2 separate regions of the Homo sapiens genome follow, and region 1 is linked to region 2. A link is a loop called in an ENCODE intact Hi-C map of the cell type or tissue named here. Cell type or tissue: GM12878. All regions are shown on one strand. Links, peaks and the distances in the headings refer to the core of each region. The heading gives the core; the rest is flanking DNA.

Region 1 (8,079 bases), core at 1,576-6,575, 1.2 Mb before region 2:
AAGATAGTAGGAGATTGGTGGTGAGATTATGGAGTTGGAGCAGTCCTCAGCGAAGTGTAATTTTTCTCTGGGACCTCTCAACATCCTGCTAAAAGGCAAGAACATAGGTATAATTTTGCAGGGAGAGCACAGTGGAAGCATCATTTCCTTTTTGTATAAAACAGAGAGATAGTGATGATTTTTTTTTGGATTGATTGATAATTTCAGTATGTGCTCATGGACTCATGCCTATAATCACTTTGGATGGGTGAGGTGGGAGGATTGCTTGAGGCCAGGAGTTCAAGAGCAGCCTGGGCAACATAGGGAGACCCTGTCTCTACAAAAAAAACCTGAAACCCCAAAACAAAAGAACTCCAATTTGAATATACATGCACACATTGGTTTTGTTGTGGCCTGACTCACATTGCTATCAGCAAAAGGCCCAGTCTGACCCTTGGGGCCCTGTACAATCTTATGAAAGAATGATATGGCAGAGTAGCAACTCCCTTTCCTTCTCACCTTTCTGTGGTGTTGATCATAGAGGAATTAGGGAATTTCTGGGCTACGGAGTCCTACTGTTCTAGACCCTAAATTTAAGGGCACGCATTATTTCAGAACATACTAGACAAATTCTCTTTTGCCTTATGAAGTAGCTGTTTTTTTTTTTTTTTCTGTTGGATCTAAGATTCCATTAGAAAAAGTGAGGAGAGGATAACATTAGGAGACATACCTAATGTAGGTGATGGGTTGATGGGTGCAGCAAAGCACCGTGACCCACGTATACCTATGTAATAAAACTGTACCTTCTGCACATGTACCCCAGAACTTAAAATATAATAAAAAAAGAAAAAGTGAGAAGAAAATAAGATAAGTAGAAATCAGATGCCTTTGTAAGTACATATAATTCATGACTGTCAGGGTGGACCGTGCTATGTGAGCACATTTAAACTCCGTTAACTATCAATTATGTTGAACACCTTTTCATATGCCTGTTTGCCATTTGTATATCTTCTTTTGAGAAATGTCTGTTCAAATCTTTTCCCTATTTTTTGATCCCGTTATTTGATTTTTTCCTATAGAGTGGTTTGAGCTCCTTATATATTCTGATTATTAATCCCTTGTCAGATGGGTAGTTTGCAAATATTTTCTCCCATAAAATTAAAATATGATCAATATTCTTTTGGTGGTAATAACTTTTTTTTCCTTTATTCCTTCTTTTCCATTTTGTAGTGGATATTGTAAGGATTATTAACTGTATTCCATTACAATTGCTCTAGGAATAGTTATTTGATAAAATAAACATTTACATATCTGATAAGTACATGGTTGTCCCCATATGGATTGAGAAGTAACTGGAGGGAAATCAACCTTGACATTCAAAAGTGCTACTTCTCTGAGTCTCCTAATATTATAAGGTTGAACTTCACCAGCTTATCAGCCTGCAGGAAGTGGGTTGTCCTGGGTCTACGGAATGGAAAGCTGATAGATAAACCTCAGGTGTATTCTCTTCTCTGGTCACATCTGTTTTCAAATTTTTCTCATTGGGCTGGATAGAAAGTCTATAGAAAGTTAATCCTCTGGATGTCTATGTTGAAAGAACCTCTTTTTAAAACTTTTTTAAATTTTTTTTATTTTCATAGGTTTTGGGGGGAATGGGTGGTGTTTTCTTACATGAATAAGTTATTTAGTGGTGATTTCTGAGATTTTGGTGCACCCATCGCCTGGGCAGTATACACAGTACCCAGCTGGTAGCCTTTTATCCCTTATCCCCTTCCTATCTTTTCCCCTGAGTCCCCAAAGTCCATTGCATCATTCTTATGCCTTTGGATCCTCATAGCTTAGCTCCCACTTATGAGTGAGAGCATATGATGTTTGGTTTTCCATTCCCAAATTACTTCCAATTCCATCCGGGTTGCTGCAAATGCCATTATTTCATTCATTTTTGTGGGTGAATAGTATTCCATGGTATGTATATACCACAGTTTCTTTATCCACTTGCTTGATGGGCATTTGGGCTGGTTTCAGATTTTTGCAATTGTTAAATTCTGCTGTTGTAAACATGTGTGTGCAAGTACTTTTTTTTATAATGACTTCTTTTCCTCTGGGTGTATAACCAGTAGTGGGATTGCTGGATCAAATGGTAGTTCTATTTTTAGTTCTTTAAGGAATCTCCACAGTGTTTCCCATAGTGGTTGTACTGGTTTACATTCCCACCAGCAGTGTAAAAGTGTTTCTTTTTCACCACATCCCTGCCAACATCTATTACTTTTTGATTATGGACATTTTTATGGGAGTAAGATGGTATCACATTGTGGTTTTGATTTGCATTTCCCTGATTATTACTGATGTTGAGCATTTTTCATATGTTTGTTGGCCATTTGTATATCTTCTTTTGAGAATTGTTTATTTATGTCCTTAGCCCACTTTTTGATGGGATTTTTGTTTTTTATTTCTTGCTAATTTGTTGGAGTTCCTTGTATTACAGATTCTGGATATTAGTCCTTTGTTAGATGCATAGATTGTGAAAATTTTCTCCCACTCTGTGTGTTGTCTGTTTACTCTGCTGATTGTTTCTTTTGCTGTGCAGAAGCTTTTAAGTTTAATTAAATCCTATCTATTTATCTTGGCTTTTGCTGCATTTGCTTTTGGGTTCTTGGTCATGAAGTCTTTGCCTAAGCTAATGTCTAGAAGTGTTTTTCCAATGTTATCTTCTACAGTTTTTATGGTTTCAGATCTTAGATTTAAATCCTTGATTCATCTTGAGTTGATTTTTGTATAAGGTGAGAGATGACAGTCCAGGTGCATTCTTCTACATGTGGCTTGCCAATATCCTAGCACCATTTGTTGAATAGGGCATTTGTTGAATAGGGTGTCCTTTCCTCACTTTATGTTTTTGTTTGCTTTGTTGAAGATCATTTGGCTGTAAGTATTTGGCTTATTTTCTGGGTTCTCTATTCTCTTCCATTGTTCTATGTGTCTTTTTTTATACCAGTACCATGCTGTTTTGGTGACTATAGATTTATAGTATAGTTTGAAGTCAGGTAATGTGATGCCTCCAGATTTTTTTTTTTTTTTTTTTTTTGCTTAGTTTTACTTTGGCTATGTGGGCTCTTTTTTGGTTCCACATAAATTTTAATTTTTTTTTTCTAGTGAAAAAACCTCTTTTAATATGCTACCATTATCCCCTACAGTGCTAGCCCCTCCCTCTGGGCACTTCCTGCAGGGTTTGGTGTCTGGAATTTGAGTTAGATTTCAGTCTTCTTCACCTCCTCAACAGGAGTACCCTTGTTAGTGGTGGTAGTTATCCACACGGTGTGCAGCAACCTCAATTCTTGGCTTCTCAGAAGAAATAATTCGACTGAGGAGCATAAGGTGAAAGGAGAGGTGGACACAAGTTTTAAAGCAGGAGTAAAAGTTTATTAAAAAGCTTTTGGATTGTATTTCTAGCTATTTTAATCTCTTTGTAGAAATTGTGAATGGGAATCCACTCATGATTTGGCTCTCTGTTTGTCTGTTATTGGTGTGTAGGAATGCTTGTGATTTTTGCACATTAATTTTGGGCTGAGGTGATGGTGTGGTGTCAGCCAAAGCATTTTATAGTGCAGTGAGAGCAGGATCTGTCCTCATTTATGCATGCCAGCAGCAGCAGCAGTGGCAGCACGGCGGGGTGCACATTCATCTGCTGTAGCAGGGTGCTAGTACATGCTGAGATGCCTGCCTTTATATGGGCATTCACCACAGTGGTTGAGGCAATAAGGCTCAGAGGGGTTGGGGAGTGCAACCATGTGTATGGTCACACTGGTGGTGGTGTTTGCATGGAGGCAGGACGGTGGTGGGTGCAAGTCTGTGTGCATTCTCTGTGCACTGCAGTAAGGGATGATTGCACAGGGTGAGGGAGGGTTCACTGTTCTTCATGCCTAATTTCACTCCTGCAGTAGTGTTGATACAAGGACTAGGTGCTGGCAGATTCAGGGCCCACTAAGGCTCTGACTGTAATGGTGCTTGGTGGGCAAGGGGGAATGAGGTTGCACTTCTGCTGCAGCAGTGGCAGGGCATGTTGTATGCACACGTGTGTCTTAGTGGGTCAAGGAAAGCAAAATCTGCCTATACACACATGTGCTGGCAAAGTGATGTGCAAGATTGCTCTGGGATCAGGGGAACCTGCAGTGTGGGGAGGGGGTGGGCAGTCTGTGCATGGCTGCGGGGGCTGCTCTGCTGGAGCTTTCTGCTGGTCAAGCATGGTCTGCCAGTGCAGAAGCTATGATGCAGATCTCCAGGGCATCCAAGGCTGCACTGCAAGCAGGTGTTGCCGGGCTGAAGTCCTGGGGGAGGACAGCAGACCAAGGGGGGCTCAGGTTGGACTGGCCCAGTCTGACAGGCAAGACTGCCATGCAAAGTTCAGGCCCTACAGTTTTTCGAGGGCTAAAGTCTCCTATGGGAGCAAGCTGAACCTAGGGAGATGGCTGTTTCTGGCCATGCTCCACTGCAGACACTCCTACACCAAACTCTTTGGGCTACACATTAGCTGGCTTGCTGTGCTACCACTTCTCTAAACAGCTCTCCCTGCCAGCTTGAGTGTTTGTGGTGGTCAAGGGTTGCCTCCTGCTGGGCTTCCAGATGCCCTTTGTGAGAGCACATTGCTCTTTGCCAGTTCAATGCTCCCATTTCCCTAGAGTCACTGGGGGCCTGGAAAAAGTCCTCATGCTCAGTAGCCCTGTGCATGGTTCCCAGTTCCTCCCCTTCCATTTCAGCTTCTATGTCTTCCCTTCATCTACTCTTGGTGCCTTCCCTCTGAAGATCTGTTACAAGTGCACCAGTAATCTCAGTTCTCAGTGGCAGTTGTTCTGCCTGGCTGCATCTAGTCAGCCATATTGTTCTGTCCTCTGTCAGTTCTAATAGCTTTTTGGTGGAGTCTTTGGGTTTTTTCAAATAGAAGATCATATCATCTGCAAACAAGGATAATTTGACTTCCTTCTTTACAATGTGAATGCACTTTATTTCTTTATTTTGTCTGTTGCTTTAGCTAGGACTTCCAGTACTATGTTGAATAACAGTGTTGAAAGTGGGCATTCTTTTTGGACTCCAGATCTTAGAGGAAAGGCTTTCAGTTTTCCCCCATTGAGTATGATACTAGCTGTGGGTCTGTCATATATGGTTTTTATTATGTTCACATATGTTCTTTCTTTTTTTTCTTTTTTGAGACAGAGTCTTGCTCTGTCGCCCACGCTGGAGTGCAGTGGCATGATCTTGGCTCATCGCAGCCTCCACCTCCCGGGGTCAAGTGATTCTCTTGCCTCAGCCTCCAGAGTAGCTGGGACTACAGGTGCATGCCACCACGCCTGGCTAATTTTTGTATCTTTAGTAGAGATGGGGTTTCACCATGTTGGCCAGGATGGTCTCGGTCTTCTGACCTTGTCATCTGCCCACCTTGGCCTCCCAAAGTGCTGGGATTACAGGCATGAGCCACTGTGCCCGGCCTGTTCTTTCCATACCAGATTTTTGAGGGTTTATCATAAAGGGATGTTGAATTTTATCAAATGCCTTTTCAGCATCAATTGTAATGATCATACATCTTTTGTCCTTCATTCTGTTGATATGATGTATCACATTGGTTGATTTGCATATGTTGAACCATCCTCGCATCCCTGGGATAAATCCCACATGATCATGATGAATGCTCTTCTTAATGTGTTGTTGAATTCAGTTTGCTAGTATTTTGTTGAGGATTTTTGCATCAATGTTCATCAGGGATATTGGCCTGTAGTGTTTTTTTTGTTGTTGTTCTTTGTCTGGTTTTAGTATCAGGGTAATACTGGCCTCTTAGAATGAGTTTAGATATATTTCCTCTTCCTCTGTTTTTCAGAACAGTTTGAATAGGATTGACATTAATTCTTCATCAAATGTTTTGTAGAATTCAGCAGTGAAGCCACTGGGTTCCAGGCTTTTCTTTGCTGGGAGACTTTTTATTATGGCTTTCATCCTGTTACTTGTTATTGGTCTGTTCAGGCTTTGGATTTCTTAATGGCTCAATCGGGATTGTATGTATCTAGAGATTTATTAATTTCTTCTTGATTTTCCAATTTATTAGCCAATGGCTACTCATAAAAATCACTAATGATCCCTTGAATTTCTGTGGTATCAGATACAATGTCTCTTTTTTATTTCTGATTTAATTTATTTGGATCTTGTCTCTCTTTTTCTTAGTCTATCTAAAGGCTTATCAATTTTGTTTTATATTTTCAAAAAAATGGCTTTTTGGTTCATTGATCTTTGTATTGTTTGCTTCATTTCAATTTTATTTATTTCTGCTGTCATATTATTTTTTCTGCTAATTTTAGGTTTGGTTCTTTTATTGTTTTTTAAGATGCATCATTAGGTTACTTATTTGTAGTGTTTTTTTTTATATAGGTTGCTTATTGCTATAAACTTCCCTCTTGGTGCTGCTTTTGCTGTACTAATCTCACAGGTTTTGGTATGCTGTGTTTCCACCATCATTTCTTTCAAGAAATTTTAAAATCTCCTTTTTAATTTCTTCATTGACCCACTGTTCATTCAGGAGCATGTTGTTTAATTTCTATGTGTTTGTATAGTTTCTAACATTCCTCTTGCTATTAATGTCTAGTTTTATTCCATTGTGGTCAGAAGATACTTGATATTATTTCTTTTCTTTTATTAAGACTTGTTTTGTGATCTAACCTATGGCTTATCCTGGAGAATGATACATGTGGTGAGAAGAATGTGGTATTCTGCAGCAATGGGAGAAAATGTTCTGTAAATATCTACTAGGTTCATTTGGTCTATAGTGCAGAATGTTTCATGTTTCTTTGTTGATTTTCTGCCTGAAAGATCTATCCAATGCTGAAAATGTGGTGTTGAAGTCTCCTGCTAGTATTGTATGGGAGTCTATTTCTCTCTTTAGCTCTAATAATATTTCCTTTATATATCTGGTCCATATATAGTTACAATTGTTATATCCTCTTGCTAAATTGACCCCTTTATCATTATATAATGACCTTCTTTGTTTTTTCTTATAGTTTTTGTCTCTAAATCTATTTTTGTCTGATATAAATATAGCTACTCCTGCCTCTTTTTGTTTCCATTGGCATGGAATATCTTTTTTTCATCTTTTTATTTTTAGTCTATGTGTGCCTTTATTGGTGAAATGTATTTCTTTTCAGCAGCAGATTGTTGGGTATTTTTAAAATCCATTTAGCCACTTTGTGCCTTTTGATTGTAGAGTTTACTCTACTGCATTCAATATTATTATTTATAAGTAAGGATATACTTTTGTCATTTTGTTATTTTCTGGTTGTTTTGTGGTCTTCTCTTCCTTCTTTTCTTTCTTCTTGTCTTCCTTTTAGTTAAGATGATTTTCTCTGGTGGTGTATTAGTCTGTTTTCACACTGCTGTTAAGAACTGCCCAAGACTGGGAAATTTATAAAGGAAAGAGTTTTAATTGACTCACAGTTCAGTATGGCTGGGGAGACCTCAGGAAACTTACAGTCATGGCAGAAGGTGAAGGGGAAGCAAGACACCTTTTTCACAAGGTGGTAGGAAGGAAAATGAATGCAGGAGGAACTATCAAACACTATAAAATCATCATATCTGGTGAAAATGCACTCACTATCGAGAACAGCATGGGCAAAACCTCCCTCATGATCCAATTGTGTCCACGTGGTGTCTCCCTTGTCATGTGGGGATTATAGGAATTATAATTCAAGATGAGATTTGGATGGTGACACAAAGCCTAACCGTATCAGGTGGTATGATTTAATTTCTTGCTTTTTAGTTTTTGTGTATCCATTGCATATTTTTTTGATTTGAGCTTACCGTGAGGCTTGCATGTACTATCTTATAACCCATTACTTCAAACTGATGACTACTTTACACTGCATACACACAAAAAGAAAATGAATAAAAACTTTGCATTTTGGCTGGGCACAGTGGCTCATGCCTGCAATTCCAGAATTTTGGGAGGCCGAGGCGAGTGGATCACCCGAGGTAAGGAGTTTGAGACCAGCCTGGACAACATGGTGAAACCCCGTCTCTATTAAAAAAATGCAAAAATTAGCTGGGCATGGTGGCACATGCCTGTAATCC
Region 2 (8,079 bases), core at 1,686-6,685:
GAAGTTTCACTCTAGAGTCAGAATGCTTGATGAACAGCCTACATATTGTCAAGCAGAACGGTGAAAGCAGGGCGCTGCCCTAACATCGACGAATCACCTCCCAAATCACCAAATGCCACCTATGAACACATAACAAGGACTGACAGCTTTGACTAGGACTCAAGAGTGGCAGAAACAAAGGAGTTCTCCATTACAAGAATGCCTATGCATGAATAGATGTGTCACTTTCAAAAGCAGCCACCCCTGTCCTTCACACCAGTTACCAAACCTTGATCTACACACTGCTTGTTTTTTGTGTCTTCATGGTTTCCACTTGTAAGTTATTTATTTAATAATACAGGAACTTGGGTACAAAAAAACAGAAAGAGTGAATAAGACCTACTATTTGATAGAACAACAGGGTTACTATAGTCAATAATACTTAATTGTACATTTTAAAATAAAGAGTATAATTTAATTGTTTGTAATTCAAAGGATAAATGCTTGAGGGGATGGATACCCCATTCTCCATGATTTGCTTATTTCACATGGCATGCTTGTAGTACTCATGTACTCCAAAAATATATATACCTCCTATATACCCACAAAAATAAAAAATTCATAAAACTGAAAAATAAAAAAGAACACAGGGGCAAAGGGACATAATTGTTTAGCCCACATGGTCATAACACAGGGCTTCTGGCCTGTCCATTTGAGAAAAGGGTTAGGCTGGTGAGTCCCCAGATGCACATGCATGGCACATAGTGATAGCTCCCTGGAGCAAAGAGAAGCATGCACTGGAGGGCAGGAAGACAGAAAAATTAGCCCTACACCAAGAGGGCCTACTCAGACTCTACACATCTTTCCAAAGCCCCAATTCCTCCGTAGAGGCTTCTCTGCTCCTTCAGCTCTTTCATGTAGTCATTCATGTAAATGCCTTCTCCTACCTTGGGTTTTTAGTTCCTTTAGAGAAGGGACCAAGTCCTATATCTCTTTCAAACTTCCAGGTTGGAGGTGTTCAAGAAATAGTTATCGAAAATGTATCAACTATTTCTACTCATGAGTAAGTGAGCTGCTTCTCATGATTACTTTTGATGAAAAAAAATGTGTTGATCATGAACCACTGTCAAGACCACTAGAGCTTGAGGTTTTATTCTACCAAGTCTGCCTTAATTATTTCCTCCTGGGAACAAATATTAGCACATGCCAACAAGGAGTACGAGCCAGTTTTCGGCCAGAGAGTAGAGCTTTTTCTCAGTGCAAGGCCACCTTGCCAACTGTTCCCTGAACAGTTTAGATCTAGATGATGTATTCTAACCAATTAAGCTATATTCTAGTTGATTAAGCTAATAAACCTAAATTCATTATTTTGCTCCCTGTATCGTGAGGTCGGTGAACACAGCGAATAGTATCAACAAATAAAACATTTTATAGTGAAAATGCCTTCATTCAAAAGCATTGCTGGAGATTGTTGTCAATTTAATAATTTATTCACAAAATATTGTGACTCCCAGGCCCATCTTTACAGAAGCCCTCCCTGGAATCCTTCCTAGTGGAGGAAACCTGCTTTTTATTCAGTTGACATCTGGCTTAGCCATATGATTTGGGTTAGCCAATGGAATGTAAGCATAAGTGATTTATCTTATAATTCAGCTGAAGCTTTAAGAACCATTGTGATGTTCCCCCGTTACTCTTCCCTCTACCATAAAAATGGCCTGGCTTCATCAGTCTGGATCCCCAAATGGAGCTGCAGACAATCCACAGCTAATACTTTTATTAGCAAGCCACTAACTTCTACCATAGCAAGCCACTGAGATTTGGGGGTTATGCTTGGTTACTATAGCATAACTTCCTGAAAGCTGACAAATGTTGAAACCTACCTATAAACATTTCATTCTCTCCCTCTAGCCTCTGTCACACCACAGACATAAAATGCAATTTGAAGCTCAGTCTTTGAAATCAACAGTAAAATGAGAGAACCATGTCACAGGGTTGTTGAAATTGTTTAGTGGAATCATGTATGGAGAGCACCTAGGATGGTGTGAGCTCAGAAATGTGAGCTCCCTCGCCACCATAATGCCTTCCCTTCATGTTTCATTCCCACTTCCGTGGTGGAGGTAGGAAATGACAGACAATGTCAACCAGAATCTTGATTCTTCTCTGTAATCGTGTGATGAACAAGTTATAAACAGCTCCTGCCTCACAAAACTTGTAGTCTTACTTCTAGCAGAAAAATGTACCATGTGCATGCTTGCTTCCTCATCTATTAATGTGAAGTTCCAGCATCCAAGTGAAAAATTAACAAATGTAATTAGGATTGTCTTGGAGATAGAGGGAATCCATTGTTCATGATTTTTCCCTCTCCCAACCACTATCAACCACCCCACCATCTATACACATCACCACTGTCAGTACCACTTCCAGAAATTACTCCCTGGTCCTAAAACCTGGATTAGATTGCCCTCCTCTGTGCTCCCATAACATCCTGTACTTACCCCTTCTCCAAACTGTTACTCTGGAATGGATTTACTAGTTTGGGAATTAGTCTTCCCACTGAGAGAATAAACTGTTCCTTCATTATTTTAGTCCTAGAAGTTGCCCCATGCCTCAAACGTGGTAGATATTTACCAACATTTTTTGAATTAATGAATGAGTGGATTTGATAAGTTAATTTCTTCATAGTGACTTTTGAGTTCCCGCTGCAAGTTGATGACTTTTTTATGCCAGATGCCCAGGGCTCCAGGCAATCCTTATAGTTTTTCTAACTGACAAGGAATTCTCTATTATGAAATGGGGATGTGATTTACATATACCTGCAATCTTAAAGCACTCATAGAGGCCACTGGAAACTCAAATGGGTAATACAAATTGAATTAGCAGCTCTTGATTAAGAGAGCATTGATTTTATTAAAACTGGTAGAATATATGCCAGAAGTTAATTAATAGCTTGAAAATAATCAGACACTTCATAAAGCTGAACATCTGCCAAAAAGCGGGTATTCTGAGGTATGTTCAGGAAAGTTTCCAAGTGTATAATATTTGTTTCCATAGTTCCTTATGTTGTAATAACCAAAAAATAGGTAAATCAATTTTAAATAAAGCAATTTAACAAACTCATATTTCCTTTATATTTTGGAGGAACTCCAAACTTGCAAGAGTAGAACAATGTCCTTACTTACTCTCTTGGGATATCTAAAATATCTTCAGTCCTATAAGATTCTTTTTTAAAATGAGGAATGATTCTTGTTCTGCTTATTTTTACATAACACCTTTATCATCAAACAAACTTCAAGATGTGTCATCTTTAGTAGGAAAACATATTTCCACCTCATCCTCCTGTTAGACTTCAGTCTACTTAAGCCTATTCTCAGTTTAATGGGATTAACAGAAGCAAATCACAATTTAAGACTATAGTTTACCAACCTTCCTTTCTCTTGTTCAGTGAAATTCCCCTGATAATCCATCAGTCAACCCCTGCTGGCCTTGAGAGGCGCTCTAGAAGGCAGGAGAAGGGCACACAGGCTCGCTTTTTGAACTGAAGAAGGGTTTCATTTGGTTTAGAATTGTCAAACTTCAAAAAATAAATAAATAACTTAAAGTGTTTTTCAAATCAGCCATAAGGCTACAAACCAGAAAGAAAAGTGTGAGGCAGGTGTTTGGGGCAGCTACCCAAGTTGCCTACATGGTTTCCAAGGTCCTTTCAACTCTAAGGTTTGTGTATCAGGCTGTCTACAGATCATACTGTCTCCATAAGATTGTCTAGTTCATTTTATGGCTAGTTTGAACAATCTGATTTTCTTTTTTACAATGGCAGGGGCTCAATCCATGTTAGGCTTCAATGTTGAGTCACCCAAGTTCTCCACAGAGAATAACCAACCAGCCGTAAGGAAGCTTCTTTTAGCAATGCCAGGATTCTGCAAAGTCCCTCCCAGCTTAACTTTTCTGACCTTGCGGCAGCAGAACAACAAAAAGAACAGCCCCTGGCACCCTCAGAAGAGCACAAAGCCCTCTGACAACCTGAGATGGCGCCCAGGTAGACTTCCCTCAAAAAAAAAAAAAATGGCAAGGCTGCTTCAGCAGGTCTTTCAGCCCCAACCACTCCACTCTCCGTCTCCTTTTCTTCACTGCTTTCCCCACCTCTCTTCCCCCCTTCCACTTTGACCCACCCCAATTTTCGTCCACTTCTCCCTCACCCCTTCCTTGTAATCTCTCTCCTTGAGGCATCCTGTGGATGTTGACTGTAATCTCCCCTGGAGGAGGGCTAAGAAATGCACCTCCAGAGGGTCTGTTTGCCATTGGAACCGCGTAGAGAAAGCGTGCAAACCCGTCAACTGCTCCCGCCGTTCCTCTCCCTCCTCAACCCAGGCTCGCTACAGAAGAAGGGAGTAGGGTCTGCCCCCTTGTTGTATCTATTTTCCCCTTCTCCGCCAGGGCTGTGGCCGGCAAGGGGCTCAGGAGGTGAGTCCCTTGCCCACACCTCCAACCCCGCTGGCCCGGTTTATAACATGGACAGCCCTGCCCTCTAGTGTCTGCAACCGGGAGCCCTAAGGCGCCATCAGCTCCAGAATTTCTCTTTTATAACCTAAGCAAGACCTGGAGTACCTCGGAGCTGCGACCTCCAGTTCACAATACCACCTGCCTCACACCCGGGCTCATCTTTTCATCCCACACCCACCACCCCCCTCTCCGTTCACGGTGTCCCGGGAGGCTGCGACCTGCGTAGATGATTTAGCAGACTGCCCCTGCCCATGCTCCTGCTCCTGCTCCTCCTCCTCCTCTTCCCCGCTCTCTCCCTCTCGCCTCCTCTTCCAGTCCAGGCGCCCAGACTCGGCGAAGCGCAGCGCCTGCCACCAGCGGTGCCTCGGGCTGCCCGGCGCGCCGCGCTCCCAGGTTCTGTCTCGCCGCACCCCGGCGGGCACTGGCGCGGGCAAGGACGCTGGCGGGGAGAACGCCCTGGGCTCAACGTACTCCAGAATCGAATGTTGAGAGAAGCAGTGCTCTGATCCAGCTCAGGAGAAAAAGGAGCGGGTTCCGAGTGAGACTTCTGGAGCCAGCTGGACGTGCCGGTTTGCCCAGTGCGGCGCGGCTGCACGCACCGTCCACAAGGTGAGGGGCGCACACCTTCCGGGACGACCTTGGCTTCCCTTCTTACCCCCACCCACTCCAGGTACTCCAGCTCTGGCTTGGGGATGTTTGCCAGCTTTGAGGCGCAAAGGCGGCGGGAGTTGGGATGCGGGGTGTCGGAGGGAGACTGAGGGTCGCCCGGGCACCGTGCCTGCACCCTGGATTATAGTACAGAGAGCATTTCTTGTTCAAACAATTCCTCAAATGTGTGAACCTGAGAATCAACATTGTGTATAACTGTGGTTTGAGCATTTCATCCTGCTTCCTTGCAAAAGGATTAGAGGCAGCTTAAAGATTAAATAGGTATGGAACGGGTGCTGGGGGGGGCCAGGGAAAACTTGAGTAGAAATCACAGGGAGGTGGTGTGCTCCAGGGACCCCGGAAGAACTGTGTGATTTCAAAGCCAGCTGATTAAAAAACCTTTGATTAGAAAGGACTGCACTGTTGCTCCAGCCCTCAGAAAATAATACTGTGCTCAGTCCTGATAAACAAAATGCCCAGGTGTGGAGGTAATGAGGCAGGCTCATTTTTTTTAAAATACAAAATAAATCTTGGAAGTAAGAGTTAAGATGAGAAGTTTGGTCTTAAGCCATCTCCACCCAATACTGCAAGGTGAGAGGCTGACCCCCTACCTAACGAAAAGGAAAGGAAATTGAGTCTAAAGGGAAGTGATTCCAGCTCCTATCACAGGATCATAGTGGTTTTGCATCTATATGTATATTTCTGCCTGTGCCCAGTTTTGGAAGAAAGGACCTTGTATTCAACCCAACGCTGCTTGTCCTTGAGTTAGAAGGATAAGGCAGATGGTGTCAGCATCCCAAGGTGTTTCTTCCTAACCTTTCTTATTGTCCTTCCTTGCCTCCTGCACCAAATCTCTTGGGGAGGGAGCAGCCCAGGAGGAAATAATAGATCGTCAAATGGGTTGGGGGAGCAGTGTTTTTTCCAAAATAATTTAGGCTCATTTTATCATTCTTATGTTTTCCCTCAAAGCTCTAAGCAGTACATCGTCCTAAGCTGAATTTAACATTGCTCCAGAATATATATTTATCATAGTTGTACATTCAGACACAATATGCATAACCTTAAACAGCCAGGATGCACTTGTGAATCAGGGGCTTCCCTTACTTAATCCTGCGCAAGAGAGGCAAAGCAGGCACGTGGGTCTGATTCCCTGTGCGGTCTCCTTCATGAGGAGCATATGTGAAATACCTTTGAAATACAGAGAAGATTGAGACAGCTTTTCTCTTTCTGGTACAGTTGCTTTCCTGCTGAATTAAATGAGATGACCCTGTCTTCAACAAATAAATGAATGGAGGCATTTGAGGCCCATTTAACAAATGCACAAAATATGCCTGCCTCTGTTTTTCCTCCCTTCAGAGCTTTAGCCTCCAGCCCACGGAGTTGTGATGATGAAGCCCACCTCCTAAGTGGGACTCAGCTCAGTTTCTGTATCATATTTAAAACAGAGTATGTTGCTTATTTCTAAAATTGCATAGCACCTCACCACTAACTATTTTGCTGCATAGAGGTATTTCATCACTAAGAGAGCTATATAGAGAAACTCACTCAAATCCTGATTCATCATTGTTGATAGAACTTAACTATTGTGTCATCATCACCTGACATGGGCTGCAGAAGCTCCAAGGATTGCTATAGATCTCAATTGAGACTTCTAGTAACAGAGCTAGAAAGGAGCCTTTTAAAGTGTAGCCATGACTCTGGTCATTAGGTATATGCATGTTCAAATATTCCCTTACGTGCTTGTTTTCGCTTTCATAACAATTTCCAGGGATGAAAACTTAGCAGATTATTTTTATAATGAAGAGTATTCAAATTAACAATGTGTATCCACCAGCTAACAAGTTTTAAATTCCACAGAAATCAGCATCACAAGCATAGTAAAATCAAGTTTTCATTCTTTCCTCTTCTGCCATAATGACTTCATTCAAGGCCTAGTCCCAGACCAAGTGCATGGAAACGATGGCTCATGTCTCTCAACATTTGCCCAAGGGAATGGTGCCTACCTTGCAACTCAGCGTGATGTCACCTTTATTAGCCATTCTGGTGTCTATACAAAATATTTGCTCCCCATTTCTTCTTATCGATGCCTGGTCAGCAACAATCATGTAAATAAGTTTCCATTCTTTTGAGGAAGATAACGAAGTCAGCGTTTTTCAGAAGTGGTGCCTAGGAAGAGACAAAATCCAGGACACACCTCTAGTTCAGGTAACACTGCAATATATTTCAATTTCCTGCTGCGTGATGGGGTTATTATTGAAGAGGGAAGTAAGGTATATCATTCACAGCACATTGTCCCCACCTGGCTCAAGCACCACCCATTCCCCAGGTGGGCTCAATATGCTACCCCCACCACCACCAAGATACCAAGGCTGCAAATGAAAAGTAGATCTCAGCCAGGCATGATGGGTCACACCTGTAATTCCAACACTTTAGGAGGCCAAGGCAGGAGGATCACATGAGCCCATGAGTTCGAGACCAGCCTGAGCAAAATAATGAGAACTCATCTCTACAAAAAAATTTAAAATGAGCCAAGTATAGTGGTGTGTACCTGTAGTCCCAGCTACTTGGGAGGTTGAAGTGAGAGGATCGCTTGAGCCCAGAAAGCCAAAGTTGCAGTGAGCCAAGTTTGTGCCACGGCACTACAGCCTAGGTGACAGAGCAAGGCCTTGTCTCAAAAAAAGAAAAGAAAAGAAAGAAAAAGAAAGTAGGTCTCTTTGCAGAAAGCCTCAGGCCCTGAACTTTTGTGTCATCTTCTCATTACTCAAGTCTAATTCCCTACATCTCACTTTTACACACAGATCATTTTTTTCATGTTTGTTTTGATTGCCCACCCTGGAATTCTATTTCTGCACTACCCTTTAAAAGTGAAAGATCAAATCTAACGCTCTAATGTGGGAAAGCATTCCCTCTATTTCTACAAGCTTATTTACACAAAAAAATAAGCTTGAGACTGAT

Evidence for each region. Peaks named below come from ENCODE experiments on the same cell type or tissue, not always from the same donor. Only the 100,000 strongest peaks of a DNase experiment are listed, where the experiment ranks them.
Region 1: a loop joins it to region 2, with 6 times the contacts of the local background. A loop is called at or near these places in 4 of 110 quality-filtered maps.

What each region holds. Positions count from the first base shown.
Region 1 is chr6:85,768,443-85,776,521 of GRCh38, forward strand. No RefSeq gene overlaps it. Among named protein-coding and RNA genes, the nearest start is that of SNHG5, 94 kb to the left of the region's middle. RefSeq lists an enhancer at 4,377-5,010. In GM12878, for the core only: no CTCF peak of the experiment used is centred there; no DNase peak of the experiment used is centred there.
Region 2 is chr6:86,932,739-86,940,817 of GRCh38, forward strand. HTR1E (5-hydroxytryptamine receptor 1E) reads left to right here and starts at 4,790. Exons shown (of 2, transcript NM_000865.3): 1 at 4,790-5,085. RefSeq lists enhancers at 4,574-5,129, 5,130-5,684. In GM12878, for the core only: a CTCF peak has its summit at 4,512 (motif pointing left); no DNase peak of the experiment used is centred there; H3K27me3 peaks cover 250 bases.